Linked DNA regions of Homo sapiens: region 2 is linked to region 1. A link is an interaction called in ENCODE POLR2A ChIA-PET data of the cell type or tissue named here. Cell type or tissue: PC-9. All regions are shown on one strand.

Evidence for each region. ChIA-PET counts read pairs that join two places held together with the same protein. Peaks named below come from ENCODE experiments on the same cell type or tissue, not always from the same donor. Only the 100,000 strongest peaks of a DNase experiment are listed, where the experiment ranks them.
Region 2: POLR2A ChIA-PET joins it to region 1 with 10 read pairs; 1 of 35 experiments calls an interaction of 5 or more read pairs at or near these places.

What each region holds. Positions count from the first base shown.
Region 1 is chrX:4,667,132-4,672,131 of GRCh38, reverse strand. No RefSeq gene overlaps it. Among named protein-coding and RNA genes, the nearest start is that of FAM239C, 730 kb to the right of the region's middle. In PC-9, no CTCF peak of the experiment used is centred here; a DNase peak (open chromatin) is centred at 3,121; H3K4me3 peaks cover 1,336 bases; H3K27ac peaks cover 2,373 bases.
Region 2 is chrX:3,937,831-3,942,830 of GRCh38, reverse strand. FAM239C (family with sequence similarity 239 member C) reads left to right here and starts at 4,959. Exons shown (of 2, transcript XR_001755780.2): 1 at 4,959-5,000. In PC-9, a CTCF peak has its summit at 2,632 (motif pointing left); a DNase peak (open chromatin) is centred at 2,480; H3K4me3 peaks cover 484 bases; H3K27ac peaks cover 2,374 bases.

The DNA.
Region 1 (5,000 bases):
CTCTTGAAGTGGGGCCTTACAGGTCATAGGTAGATTTAAAGATTTCTGATTGGCAATTGGTTGAAAGAGTTAAGTTTTGTCTAAAGAGTTGAAGTCAGTAGAAATAAATGCTAAGATAAAGGGCGAGGAGTTGTGGAAGCCAAGGTACTTATCATGTAGAAGACACCTCCAGGTAGCAGCCTTCAGAGAGAACAGATGGTAAATGTCTCTTTTCAGACCTTTCAAGGTGTCAGACTTAGAGTTAATCTTTCCTAGATACAGCAAAGTCCTGGCTGTATGAATGGAGATTCTCCACAGATGCAAATTTCTGCCAGGAAAGATGGTTTTGCAGGGCCATTTCAAAATATGACAAAGAAATCTATGTTGGGGTGAGATATTTTGATTTCCTTCCGGGTCTGCTATCTGTCATACGATGCTATACCAGAGTCAGGTTGGAATTTGGTAATTTCCTGTCCCAGGGGTCTGTTTTGTCAGTCTTTTGAGCCGTACTTTAATGTGAATGCTGGTGGGTTGTGCCTAGACTCCAAAAGGCAGGAGGGGTAAGGAAGGACGTATGTCTGACCTCTCTTCCTGTCATGGCTGGGAATCCAGTTTTTCAGGTTTCTCTGGGGTCCCTTTGGCCCAGAGGGGGTTTGTTCAGTTAGTTGAGGAGCTTAGGATTTTATTTTTGGTTTACAGTCTTTTAAGTACTAGGGAGCAATAGCACACTAACTCAGAGAGGAAAGGAAAAATTTTTTGAGAGCCTGCCTCTTTTGCAGTGAACTGGACTCCACTTTGTACTTCTGGGCTCCTCAAATTTTGTATTGAATCTCACTAGGGCAATTGGAGGAAAGCTTCGTTCAAGTACTCCTTGTCCTAAATGGCTTTAGGTCCAAGCAACCATTAGGACAGGCCTCTCCCTAGAGACAAGAGGGTTAGAGCAGCAGTCCCAAACCTTTTTGGTACCAGGGACCAGTTTCAGGGAAGACAATTTTTCCATCAACCAGTGGCAGGGGGATGGTTTCAGGATGATTCAAGAGCATTACATATATTGTGCACTTTATTTCCACCATTATTACATTGTAATATATAATGAAATTATTCTACAGCTCATCATAATGTAAAATCAGTGGGATCTTTGAGCATGTTTTCCTGCAGTCAGACAGTCCTATCTGGGGGTGATGGGAGACAGTGATAGATCATCAGGAATTAGATTCTCATAAGGAGCACGCAACCTAGATCCCTCACATGCGCAGTTCACAATAGAGTTTGCACTCTTATGATAATCTACTGCTGCCACTGATCTGCCAGGAGGTGGAGCTCAGGTGGTAATGTGAGCCATGGGGAGCAGCTGTAAATACAGATGAAGTTTTGTTTGCTCACTCGCCACTCACCTTCGGCCATGTGGCCTGGTTCCTAACATGCCACGGACTGGTATCTCTAACCTGGGGCTCCCCAACCCCCAGGCCACAGTACCAGTCTGTGGCCTGGGGGTTGGGGAGCCCCAGGTTAGAGGATTCTCCCCCTTGGTTAAGAGAATGAACAATGTCTGGTGACCTGGCATCTGTAGCCCACTGAGAGTAGATTGAAGGAGGGAGCAAATTGTTATTCTTTATTGTGTTGGAGATGCAATGCTATTTTTAACAGAAAAATTGAACACATATATGTTTATCTGTTGGTTCCACACACATATCCTTCTGAAAACCTTCACTATTTTGCCACACAAACTATGCAAAAATGCACTTTAATATAATGCCAAAAGATGGCTTGACAATGTGTTTTCTTAATAAATGTAAGAAAGCTACACATTTAGCCTAGCAGTATGATTTGTTTTTGTGTATTATGCCTGCTTTGTAAAGAATTGCTTAATATTGCATTTATAAATATTAGAATAAGTCTCTACTTTCTATGAATACATGTTTCTTTTGGAGAAGCAAAATTTATCAGCTTGTGATTCACTCTTTTATTTTGTATATGTAAAAATGTTTGCTCCTTTATTTTTCTGCTCTTAAAAATATAGAAGCCATAGTGCATTTAAATTGTAACAAAAGTACCATCTTTGAGCTCACATATTTTGAAGAGCAACAATAATCTAGGTTTTTGTTAGCCTCCCAATTAAATTCTGACTAGGGTTATTAGTGTTCTAAACTGAATTTTATTGCAGTGCTTAAATGCATACAATAATTCATCAACAATGAAGTCTCAAGTATTTTTATTTTATGTTTTGAAGGGTTTTTTTAACGTTATCTACAAAAGGAGATGTTTTAGAGAGCTTTTTACTGATGTTTCTTCTAAAACATTAAATGAAAATCTAATAAGGCTCTGTTTCCATTACATTTATGCCACTTCTAAGAGGTGCAAGAAAGCTAGATCCTGGCTGGGTGAGGTGGCTCATGTCCGTAATCCTGGCACTTTGGGAGGCTGAGGTGGGAGGATGGCTCAAGCCCAGGAGTCTGAGACCAGCCCAGACAACATAGCGAGACTCAGTCTCTACAAAATATAAAAGAAAAAAAATATTAGCCAGACGTGGTGGCACACATCTGTGGTTCCAGCTACTCCAAAGGCTGAAGTGGGAGGATTGCTTGAGCCCAGTAGGTTAAGGCTGCAGTGTGCTGTGATTGCACTTCTGCACTCAAGCCTGGGTGACAGAGTGAGACCCTGTCTCAAAAAAAGAAAAATAAAGCTAGATTCTCAAAATGTTTCTACTCTAAAGAAATGTTTCTTTTTGTTACATGTTGCTGTGATGAACACACAAAAGCGAAGTTGATTGTGTATTTAGAATCTTCCTCTATTTTAATTTCTAGAATGCTGAGTCATACTGAGCTATTAAGTCAGGGAAACAACTAGAAAAAAATAGTTTGGGCAAACACAGTTACATAATATTTCTCTGTTATTGAAGGCAGAACAAACGTAAAAAGATGAAAAATTGCATTTAATGGGAAGAATAAAAAGAAAGTTAATCTGAAGAACAGGAAACGAAATAGCAAATCAAAAGCTGATTGAACTGAGAGAGAAAGAAAATCGTGAGATCTTGAAAGTTTGCTTAGGCATTGCAGGTGATAATAAACAATACTGTTAATGCGTTTGTGAGTTATTTCCAATCTGGAATTTTATTTCTCAAGCAAGAGTAAACAGTGAATCATGGTGTCAAATTATTGTAAGCATTTGAAAATACCCAAAGGAGAAAGTAAGCAAATATGTGAAATATAAAACACGGAAATATTCACTTCTAAAGTAAGACCGCATACCATTAGGTTTAAACTATTCAGAAAAAGAATCAGAAGTGACATGAAAGCATACCATTTAAGGTATTAAGTTTAATCTCTGTAAAGACAGTTTAAACCTGACATTCACTGATACCGTATTTTTAAAACTAATTTTGGTAGAATTAGAGATTCATAGGAATTTGTGAAGATAGCACAGAGGTCTTGTATACCCTTCAACCAGGTTTTCCTAATGGCAATACCTTATTTACCTATACTACAATGTCAAAGAAATTAATATGGGTCCAATGTATATATAGTTTTATGACATAATTTTTCTCATGTCTACTTTTGAGGAACCACCACTGAAAAGATACAGAACTATTTCATTACCATAAAAATCCCTTTTTCTAATGAAACTGGTTCACCTCTGACATGGTTTGGCTATGTCCCTACCTAAATCTCATCTTGAATTGTAGCTCCCATAATCTGCACATGGTGTGGGAGGGACCTAGTGGGAGGTAATTGAATCATGGGGGTGGGTTTTTCCTGTGCTGTTCTGGTTATAGTAAATAAGTCTCATGAGATCTGCTGGTTTATAAAGGGCAGTTTCCCTGCACACGATCTCTTGCCTGCCACCATGTAAGAGGTGCCTTTGCTCCTCTTTTTGCCTTCTGCCATGATTGTGAGGTCTTCCCAGCCATGTGGAACTGTGAGTCCATTAAACCTCTTTTGCTTTATAAATTACCCAGTCTTGGGTATGTCTTTATTAGTGGCGTGAGAACAGATTAATACAACCTCCTCTCCACTATCCACAACCCTTGGCAATGCTAATTATTACAATTATTTCTAGAATTTTGTCACTATAAGTGGAGTAATACAGTATAAGATCTTTTGAATGGGCTTTTATTGACTTAACACACATGGCATTCACCCAAGTTGTTGAGTATGTAAATCTTTTTCTTTGATTTAATGGCCGAATAAAATGTTGTGAAGATGCCATTTTGTTGAACCATTCCATTTCCTTCAAGTCAGATAAAAAGTTTTTTCAAAAAATACATAAATTTACATATTCTACAAATTTTACTTCTTTCTTTTTTGCAAGTCAGGGTCTCATTCAATCATTCGGGCTGGTGTACAGTGGCATCATCTTGGTTCACTGCAGCTTCCACCTCCCAGGCTCAAGTGATCCTCTCACCTCAGACTCCCAAGGAGCTGGGACCACAGGCACAAGCCACCACACCTAGCTAATATTTTTATTTTTGTAGAGACCTGCTTTTTCCATGTTCCCCAGGTTGGTCTCAAACTCCTGGGCTCAAGTGATCTTCCCTCCTCAGCCTCCCAAAGTTCAGAGAATACACATGCAAGCCACCACGCCCAGCCTAAGATTTGACTTTCAGTAAGATTTGTGTTACTCTTTTCTCGGTAAATATGTCTACAGGTTTAATAATATGTGTGATACCATTTTAATTTACGATTGCATTTCTAGTTATCATATACTATTTTCAAAATAACTGAAAAGTGACCTTTTATACACATCCCTTGTATCCAACCATGTTGGAAAACCTATGTATTAGCCACACTCACTTACTAATGTTTATTAGATAAGAATAAACATATTTTTTCTTACTCTTCTAATTATTCCAATGCCTTGTCTTATTATACTAGCAGAACCTCCAAAAAGGTGTTTCTATCATTTTCTCCTCAAATTTCAATGCGATTTTGGTTTCATTAATTTGATATGTGGCTTCGTACACAAACATATATCATATACATATGATATATGTGATATATAGATAAATACATATCATATATATG
Region 2 (5,000 bases), 730 kb after region 1:
GCAGGGTGCAGCTGCCTAGCTTTTTGGGTAAAACAAAAAGGTTAAAGATAGTACTGGGAATCCTATTCAGTGGAAGGAAGGAAGGAAGGAAGGAAGGAAGGAAAGAAAGAAAGAAAGAAAGAAAGAAAGAAAGAAAGAAAGAAAGAAAGAAAGAAAGAAAGAAAGAAAGAAGAGAGGGAGGGAAGGAAAGGCATATATTGGAATGAAGTAAAATAGTTTTTATTCATAATGACATGATCTTGCATGTAGAAAATTCTCTAGCATCTGCAGAAAAGCTACCAGAATAATAAATGGATTTAGAAGGTCACAGAATACATGGCTAATTTTAAAAATTAAATTAGGCTGGGCGCGATGGCTCAAGCCTGTAATCCCAGCACTTTGGGAGGCCGAGGCGGGCAGATAATGAGGTCAGGAGATCAAGACCATCCTGGCTAACACGGTGAAACCCCATCTCTACTGAAAATACAAAAAAATTAGCCGGGCATGGTGGTGGGCACCTGTAGTCCCAGCTACTCAGGATGCCGAGGCAGGAGAATGGCGTGAACCCGGGAAGCAGAGCTTGCAGTGAGCCGAGATTGCACCACTGCACTCCAGCCTGGGCAACAGAGCAAGACTCCATCTCAAAAAAAAAAAAAAAAATTAAATTATACCAGTAACAAAAAGTTGGAAAACAAATTATTTTAAATGTCATTTACAATAGAAAGTAGTACTGAGAGACAGATTTAGCAAATTTATGCAACACCTGAACACTGAAAGTTTTTAAATATATATGTTGATGAGAGAAATTTATGAAGACCAATACATAGAGAGATATATCATCTCTATTATTTGAAAGTATTGGCATTGTTAAGCTGATAATTTCCTCTTACTTGATCTACTGATTCAATGAAATGTCAATCAATGTTTCATTAGGATTTTTTTTATATTGACAAGCTAACTCCAAAATTTACCTGCAAATGCCAAGGACCTAGAATAGCAAAGTAATTTAGATAAAGAACAACAAAATTAGAGCACATATGCTTCTTAAGTTCAAGATTTACTAGAAGGCAACAGTATCAATGTCATGTGTCACAGGCAGTAGGACAGACAGGGAAAACAATGATATAAGATAGAACCACATATCCATGGTCAATTGACTCAATGTGGAAATAATAAGCTTTTCAAGAAATGGTGTAAGAATAACTGAGTATTCTTCTAGGAATTTTTAAAAAACCCTTTTTTCATACTATTTAGAAGGTTTTATCAAAATGTATCATAGACGTAAATGAAAAAGCTGAACTATTAAGCATCTAGGTGAAAACACATGAACAACTCTTCTTGAACTTGGTATAGAAAAGATTTTTTAGGGCTGAGCATGGTGGCTCATGCTTGTAATCCCAGCAATCTGGGAGGCCGAGGCAGGCAGATTACTTGAGGTCAGGAGTTTGAGAACAGCCTGGCCAACAATGATGAAACCCCATCTCTACAAAAAAATGCAAAAAAAAAAAAAAAAAAAAATTAGCCTGGCTTGGTGGCGTGCACCTGTAATCCCAGCTCCTTGGGAGACTGAGGCAGGAGAATTGCTTGAATCCAGGAGGTGGAGGTTGCAAAAAAAAAAGAAAAGAAAAGAAAAGAAAAGAAAAGGTTGTTTAGATAGGACACTAAAAGCATGAATCATAATATTTTTAAAAATGGATGAAGTGGACTTTATCAAAATTCAAAATTATCTTTAAACAACATCATTAATAAAAGAAAAGATAAGCTGCATACTGGGAAAAAACATTACATAAAATATATTTATTATATATTCAGAATATATAAACAACTCAATTACAAAAGACAAGCAACTCAACAGACTACTGACAAAATATATGAACAAATACTTCACAGAAAAATAATACACACACACACACTCTCACACACACGGAGCCAATAGGTATATAAACAAAGATACCATCATTATTAGTGATCAGAGCACTGCAAATTAAAGACACAATGAGATATCCCTACATGACCACGAGCATAAATAACATTTTCAAGCTTGACAATAACAAGCACTAAATATAAAGCAACTACAACCCTCCTACATTCACAGTGCAAAGTGAAACGACAACTTTTGAAAAACAGTGCAGCATATGAACCTAAACATGTAACCAAGAAAAAAAAATAGAAATAGCCTATAGACAAAGACGTGTCCACTGATACCATGCATTTTTATTCATAATAGCTCAGACAGGTAAATACCTCCATTGTAAAAATAAATAAATAAATAAGCTATTCCACTGGGATTATGAAATTTTTTAAAAATTTGCACAGTCTCATTATCCCTGTGTATTTAATTTTCTCCTCTGGGAGCCTGCAGCATTTACCTTGGAAGTGCCCCAAGCAGGTGACTGAGCCAGTTTCACTCACCTTTGGTTGACCTCACCTGGAAATAATGGGGAAATTGTATTTTTCTCACATTCTAAGCACACCTGGTTGACCTATGATGCAATAATAATTACATAGTTGGGTTCTCTGCACCAGATAGCTCCTTCCATTGCAAAAACATTGCCATTCATGCATTTTCACCCCCCAGCTAAACCTCACATGAAGGTCTAAGAAAGAACAGTAGATTGTGTCAAAAATCATTGATTTCTGAGTTGCTGTTTTTTTTAAAAAATGCTAGTGTTTGGTGCCATCTAGTGGGTTCAATTTGCTATTTAAGCCACACAAGAAAATCACCATAACAGAGGGAAGAGAGAGGATCCTTTTAAAATAAATGAAATCAAGAATTGCTTTTCAAAAATAAGTGTGGGCCGGGCGTGGTGGCTCATGCCTGTAATCTTAGCACTTTGGGAGGCCGAGGCGGGTGGGTCACTTCAGGTCAGGAGTTCAAGAACAGCCTGGCCAACATGGTAAAACCCCGTATCTACTGAAAATACAAAAATTAGCCGGGATGTTGGCGGGCGCCTGTAGTCCCAGCTACTCAGGAGGCTGAGGCACAAGAATCGCTTGAACCCGGGAGGCGGAGGTTGGAGGGAGCCGAGATCACGCCACTGCACCCCAGCCTGGATAAGAGAGCGACACTCTGTCTCAAAAAAATAAAAAACAAAAAACAAACAAAACAAAAAGTGTGGACTAGGGCTCAAAATTCTGATGCCTTTTTTTTTTTAATAATTAAAATTAACTTTTGCTTGATGAATATGGGGGTGATATTCTTTTTTGAGGGTGATAAAAATGTTCAGGGAGATGGAGATGATGGTTGTACAATATTATGCATGCTGTGTACTAAATGCCACCGAATTCTATGCTTTGAAATAGTTAAATATATGTTAGAATAATAACATTCTAAGAAAACATGAATTTAAAATGGGAGGCATGGTAGATAACATGACTGCCCACACATAATCTTTAAATCTGCCCAATATGGTCCAACATTGTTTCTTCAGGTGGCTATACTTTATTTTACCTTGTATTTTATCTACTATGTCACTTTTTTCCCCACTTTCTCACCTCAGCTATTCAAACAGCTCCCCCCCTGCCCAGCCTTCTAGCACTCAATCCTGTCTCCCGGGATAAACGGCATCCCTCCCAAGCCATCCAAGACATGGTTTCACTGCACTTCTGAATGTTCCTGGGTTTTCCCCAACTTTTCCCAATGGAAAAGCCCTGTAAGGGTCTCTATGGAAGTTTAGTAGGGTTAGGGGCTAGCACCAGCTGTCCCCACTGTTGTAAGCCCTCTCATCCCTCTGGGTGGCAATTGGGGGGGTGGGTGATGGTCTGTGGACCAGCTATGGGGAGCTACCCCTGGAGTGCAGAACCTACGGATGCAGAGAAGAGGTACCTCCTTCTTGTACAGAACGGGTGTGCAGGGATGCCTGAAATGGGGGAGGGCAGAGTGCCCGGAAGGAAAGCCAGCACTCTTATGGGGTACACTGTAGGGATGGCAGGGAAGGAGGTGGGAAAGATGATTTCAGCAGGGGACAGGAGTTAGTGGGGGAGGCTTGCACCCTTCCACGCTTTTGAGAGTGCACTCACACAGGCACATGCACTCACTCCCATGCACACACTCCCACTCATTCATGTACACACACTTGCATTCTCATGCCCTTTACACTTGCCCTTGCACACTAGCACACTCAGGTCCACACCCAATACACATACACAGTCATATACTGAAAAACACAGCCACACTCACACTCATGCATCACAACCCTACACTTACACCATCACACGCACCCTCATACACTTACATGTATGCACCCACATACACATGCATACTTTCACATGCTGTCATTCATAAACACTGACACGCAGCCACACAATGTCACAGTACACACACACTGTCACACTACACACACACTTTTACATGCTCTCACACTCATACCCACTGGCACACACTCATAAACACACCCACAAGCAGTCACACTAACTCACACGCTCACCCTCCCACACACATGCACTGCACACTCACATACTGACATACTACATGCCTTCATAGTTTACACACACACTTCCATGCACATTCACTCCATACCTTTTTGCACACTCATACACTCATTCACACTTCCATCATCACAACACTGACACACTTCTGCCTGTCCTCACACACCTACACACTTGCCACACACACACTGACAGTGTTCCATGCACACTCACACATCCTGCGCATTCAGTCACTAACTTGCCCTCATGACCACACACACACACACACACTCAGGCTTTCAAATGCACTCATCCACAGACACATATTCTCATATGCATACATACTTGCACACACACCCTCACACGCTTGTTCACACTCCCTTACATGCAGTCACACTAGCCATCACACTCACATGTGCTCACACACATACACACTCACACCCCCTTTGCACACACACTCCCCCCACCCGCTCACCCCAAGCCCACCTGACAGGTGACACACTTTACCTGTGCGACTGGGATGGCTGGTCCTCTGCCTGGGCTTTGAGGTTCCTTGGGGGCAGCGGCTTATGCTGGTTTTCCCACTGCGGTGTCTTCTGTGGCTTCAGCGTTGC